2 separate regions of the Homo sapiens genome follow, and region 1 is linked to region 2. Evidence: chromatin loops called from intact Hi-C (ENCODE). Cell type or tissue: stomach. All regions are shown on one strand. Each heading gives the region's core, and the rest is flanking DNA. Links, peaks and the distances in the headings are about the cores only.

Evidence for each region. Peaks named below come from ENCODE experiments on the same cell type or tissue, not always from the same donor. Only the 100,000 strongest peaks of a DNase experiment are listed, where the experiment ranks them.
Region 1: it touches region 2 in a loop (3-fold over the local background); 2 of 110 quality-filtered maps call a loop at or near these places.

The regions. Positions count from the first base shown.
Region 1 is chr16:11,463,392-11,466,316 of GRCh38, forward strand. All of the region lies in intron 23 of LOC400499 (putative uncharacterized protein LOC400499), which reads right to left. LOC101927131 (a long non-coding RNA gene) reads left to right here and starts at 1,869. Exons shown (of 3, transcript NR_110907.1): 1 at 1,869-2,141. In stomach, for the core only: no CTCF peak of the experiment used is centred there; no DNase peak of the experiment used is centred there.
Region 2 is chr16:11,523,455-11,526,379 of GRCh38, forward strand. LOC400499 (putative uncharacterized protein LOC400499) reads right to left here. Exons shown (of 67, transcript NM_001370704.1): 2 at 1-19. Among named protein-coding and RNA genes, the nearest start is that of LITAF, 62 kb to the right of the region's middle. In stomach, for the core only: no CTCF peak of the experiment used is centred there; no DNase peak of the experiment used is centred there.

The DNA of each region.
Region 1 (2,925 bases), core at 307-2,806, 60 kb before region 2:
ATGAATGTGTGTGGATGTGTGTACAGATGTATCTGTACATGGATGTGTGTGTATACAGGGGTGTGTGTATACAGACGTGTATGTACACAGACATGTGGGTGCATACAGATGTATGAATGTGTGTATACATGGATGTGTCTGTATGTAGACATGTATGGACGTGTGTGTGAACGTATGTATACGGATGTGTAAAGAGGTGTATATATATGGATGCATGTATATGAATGTATGCATACAGATATGTCTACACGTGGATTGTGTGAATATGGATGTGTATGGATGTGTGTGTACGGACATGTGAACAGATATGTATATATGGATGTGTGTGTGGATATATGTACAGATATGTATATATATGGATGTGTGTATATATGAACGTATATACAGATGTGTCTACATATGGATGTTTGTGTGTATGAATATGTGTGTATGGACGTGTGTTTATGGACATGTATGTGTGTAAAGAGATGCATATATACGGATGCGTGCATATGAATGTGTACAGATATGTCCACATGTGGACTGTGTGAATATGGATGTATATGGACGTGTGTACACCACGGACATGTGAAAAGATATGTATATATGTGGATGTGTGTATATGAATGTGCATACAGATATGCATTTGGATGTGTGTGAATATGGATGTGTATGGACTCTGTACAGACATGTGTACAGATATGTGTGTATATACGAATGTATGTACAGCTGTATCTACATGTGGATGTTCGTGTATGTAAATATGGACGTGTGTATGATGTGTATGTGTATGGACATGTGTATGTCATATGTGTATGGATGTATGTGTGTGCACACACGAATATACAGACACACCCTTCTCCTTCCCTTTTTACAGAAACAGATGCTCGCTCTCCACTCTGCTCCCAGCTTTTCCTGCTGGCAGGCACATTCGAGCGATGGCTTTCTCCAGTCTGTATCAGAGGCTGTGCAGTGCTCGTCAGAGCTTCCTCAAGGTGCACATGAACAGGGTGAACACAGAATTTCTCACCCAAACCGGAACACTTTGCAGTTAAAGAGAACACTAGTTGTAAATGTGTCACGTCACCAGGCGTAAACTGGGGCTCTCCAGGCAACCCACGACCCAACCCCTGCACACTAGCAGGAGGGGGCACTGAACAGAACATTCTTCCCTAAACCAACCTTAAATCCCATTAGCTTTGAGACAAGTTGAACATAAGCTCTGGGACTTCGTATTCATGAGCTCATCTGCCTCAGTTTCTTCATCTTGTATTGGGTTACAGAGGACTTGAAGGGGGGACCTCCTGTCTGCTGAAACAGGCTCCAGAAAGTTCCGGAGTTCCGGCTGTTACTGTAATTGTGATGAGTCTGGGGCAGACGGAACTAGAATTTCTCCAAAGGCAAACATTTCCAGGCTGCAGGCAGCTCTATAGGGACCAGCAGGAAGATCCACGGGGAGGTAGAGGCAATCCGTGCTTGCACATTTAGCAAACAACTAGAAGTTCAAGGGCCCCTGGGAATTCTGAAAATGAGGCATAAGTCTCAGCCATCAGGCAGGTGGAGCTTTAGGAGGAAGACAGCTCTCCCCTGACATAGGTCTTCCCCCACCCAGGCTGACGGCAGAGCTGGAAGAGGAGAATGTATTTTTGCAGCAAGACATCCAGCTCCGGCTTCAGATGCTCCACTCCAGGCCTCTCTGAGAAGACACTGGAAACTGAGGCAGAATCAGGAGATCCACTGCCGAAGGTGCCCAGCAATCATGCCTGGTGGGATCAAGTCTAAAGCTGCTATTTGTACCCTGGCTGGAATGCAGTGGCATGATCTCGACTCACTGGAACCTCCACCTCCCAGATTCAAGCAATTCTCCTGCCTCAGCCTCCCAAGAAGCTGGGACTACAGGCATGCGCCACCACACCCAGCTAATTTTTGTATTTTTAACAGAGACAGGGTTTCACCATCTTGGCCAGGCTGGTCCCAAATTCCTCACCTCAAGTGATCCTCCCGCCTCAGCCTCCCAACATTTGTATACTTTTTGAAGTCACACATCTTCCTGAAAAGTGGATAGAAGTTTTCAACCTTCTTCGCAGGATGGAGGGCAGACACAGAACTTCAACACAGTGACAGGGGCTTCAAACGACTAAGTTCCGTCCAGGTACCCTTGGGTAAGAACCCTAGAAAAGCACCTACTGAGATGAAAACGAGCCTAGACAACATAGTAAGACCTCGTCTTCACAAAAAAAAGAAAAAAAGAAAAATAGAAGGGCATGGTGGCACAGGCCGTAGTCCCAGCTACTTGGGAGGCTGAGGCAAGAGGATCGCTTGAGCCCAGGGGTTTGAGGCTGCAGTGATCTACGATCACTGCACAGAATAAGACCTTGTAAAAGAAAGAGAAGGCGGGGGGTGGGCAGAGAGGGAAAAGAGAGAGGGGGAAAGAGACTGGTAGAAGACATGGGGGAAAGTGGGGGAAAGACGTGGGAAGAGGAAAAGAGAGGGAATAGAGGGAGGGAAAGACAGGGCGAGAAAGGAAAGAAAAGGAAGAAAGGAAGAAAAAAGAAAAGAGAAAAAACATATAAACCTTGTGGCCTGGGAATTCCATTGTTAAGAATTTACTCTGCAGAGAGAATGGTGTTCATGGCAGAATATTTGTAAGAGCAGAAACCTGGAAAAAACTCAAGAGTCCTTCATTATTAAACTAGCTGAATAAATTCCATTCCACGGACTATTACACAGCAATTTGCGCTACACAGGAGGCACTTATTTTCTTTAAAGTGGATATATTAACTCCATGTGCTGACTGTGTGCATAGATCATCTCAGAAAGGAATCACCAAAAAATCCCTAACAGTGGTTGGCTTTCAGGAGGGGTGGGAGAGAGGTTTTGAGTCTATACCAGCGCCAACCAATAGAACTTTCTGCAATGAGGACAATGTTTCAGAGCCACATGAAG
Region 2 (2,925 bases), core at 152-2,651:
ACCTGCGAATCTGGAATTTCTGAAATCGCAAATCAGATGGAACCAGGGTGAGGCCAGAAAGAGGCATAAGATAGCCCCACGCTATGGGCCACTGACCTTACTCTGGGAAGAAGATGAGAAATGATAATGCCAGCTCTCCCCAGACTTTGCAAAATGTCCTCAGGGGAGGGAGGGCCACAAAGACTGGAAGTGATTGCCCTACCCTTTGTCCAATTTGCTCTTGTTCATCTTGGGTACTGGCACCATCATCCCTGATAGCTCAAGCTGCCAATCATTCGTGCTTCCACATCCCTCATCACTACCTGAGTCCAATATGTCAGCAAGCTCTGCCAATTCCATCAACAAATACAGGTCTCCATTCCTCCCATCCATCAATCCATCTACCCATCCCCACTCCCATCCATCCACCCACCTGCTCCCTGCTCCTATCCATCCATTCATCCATCCAACCACCCCCACCCCCACTCCTATCCACCCACCCCCAATTCCCCTATCCATCCACCCACCCGCTCCCCTCTCCTATCCATCTATCTGCCCACTCCCCACACCCCTCCTATACACCCACCCCCAACCCCCCTCCTACGCATCCATTCACCCACTCCCCCTCCCATCCATCCACCCACCCCCAGCCCCCCTCCTATCCATCCATCCACGCATCACTTCCACCTCCTATCCATCCACCCACCCCCCCATCCGTCCATCCACCCCCCAACCCCCCAATCCATCCATCCACCCACCCACTACCCTCTCCTATCCATCCATCCACCTACTCACCCATTCCCCCTCCTATCCATCTACCCACTCACCCACTCCCTCTCCTATCCATCCATCCACCCACCCACTCCCCGCTGTTATCCATGCATCCATCCATTCACCCACTCTCCCTCCTATCCATCCATCCACCCAGCCACCCACCCTCTCCTGTCTCCTATCCATCCAAGTGACTTGCCCAGGTGCACACAGCTGGCTAACGGTGGAGCCTTAGGATTTGAACCCAGGCACTCTGGCTCCAGAGTCCCCAGCCATACCCTCATCCTGAATGAATCAGACAGTAAGTGAGCAAATGAGTAATGAATGGAACACCAGCAAGACCAAGAGGCTGCTGCAGGAAATAGCAGGAGCTGGTGCTGCTCCCTGTTGAGTGTCTCCCTTCTCCCACCATCGAAGGGGCAGAGGACAACCAGGGCATGAGCAGATGTGGTGAGGTGGCCCCTCGGCCCCCAGCTCAGGCTGCTAAGAAAACTGCCAGAGATTCCTGGAGCTCCCTCCCTGGGAAGGCCAGCACCCCTCCCTCCCTCCCTCCAGCCACCCAGCCCTTCCACTGCCACCTACTTTCAAACCTCGTTTCCCCTTCCTGCCAGCCACTTGCAGGATCTTTCCCAGGCATCACCCGTGCCCTCCTATGCATTAAGCAGGCATTCATCTGCAGCCATTTCCATAGGATGGCATTTCAATAATACCACTTCCATCCTCAAAACCACCCCGCTGCACCTCGACTGGTCATTGCTACACTTGCTGACCTGTTTAATCCCTCGAAAAACACATTGTGCCTGGGTACGGTGGCTCATGCCTGTAATCCCAGTACTTTGGGAAGCTGAGGTGGGTGATGGCTTGAGCTCAGGAGTTCGAGACCAGCCTGGCCAGCATGGCGAAACCCCCTCTCTATAAAAAATACAAAAATTAGCCGGGCGTGGTGGTGCACACCTGTGGTCCCAGCTACTCGTGGGAGGTGGGAGAATTGCTTGAGCCGACAGGTGGAGATTGCAGTGAGCCGAGATCGCACCACTGCCTGGTGCGATCGTATTCCAGCCTGGGTAGCAGAGTTAAGACCTTGTCCCAAAAAAAAAAAAAAAAGGAAAAACAAATCATTTCCCCAAAACGGGGAGGGGTGGAGGTAGGGTGCATTATATACTATTTTGTTTACACCCTTTAAAACATTGGACATGGTAAGATATCTGGCAGGGTTTTTTTCTCCTAAATATTTTGGCACATCTAACAAAACCCTCTTTGCATTCAAGTAGAATATCAACAGATAAAACCACATTTCAAAGACATTCAACCCAATCAATTTCCCTTCCAACTTTCCTTCAACTCTTTGATCACTCGGACACTGGGCACCAAATTAAACATATGTGTGCGTAATCATTACGTTCTCGATTGTGCACAAGCCCAGCATCCTGCTTGTTTGCTCAACAGACAATCCCTACATCTGCTTCACTGCTCAGCTAGGCTACAAAGCAGCCTGGCCCACCAGCCTCCAGCCACCATGACCTGCAGAAGTGAGCTGAGGTCTGAGAGCATTGTGCTTGAATTAAGCCTGTACCCCTTCCATTTCCTGAACGCTTGAACACATTTAAAATATTTTTTAAATTTCAGAAAAATGAAGTTCATGTCATGATAAATTCTTAACAGATTAACCAAGGATGGGAAAACACTGCACACTGGAGGTAATAAATTCTTCAATCAGATCCTACTCACTTCCAGGAAGAGATCTGAAATGGACTGAAATGAGTGTCATCTCTAGCCAGCAAATGAAATCAAGTCCCATTTCAGCTTTCTCAGCTGTCAATTCTGATCAGTGTGCATTCTTTTATGAAACCAACACAATTTACCAAGTACCTATAGCATGCCAGACAGTGTTCTATGCTGAAATAAAAGCCCAAATATCAAAACAATTACATCATTTACAACAAATAAAAGACCCCACAATCTGGCCCGCGCTCTCCAGTATGTGGCTATGAAGCATCTAAAATGTTACTGGTTACAGAGAAACTTTTCATTTAATTTTAATTAAACAAAAAACCAATACTCAATTCACTTATTATAAGACTTTCAGCCTGGTGCAGTGGCTCATGCCTGTAATCCCAGCACTCTGGGAGGATCACTTGAGTTTGAGACCAGCCTGGGCAACATGGTGAAACCCCG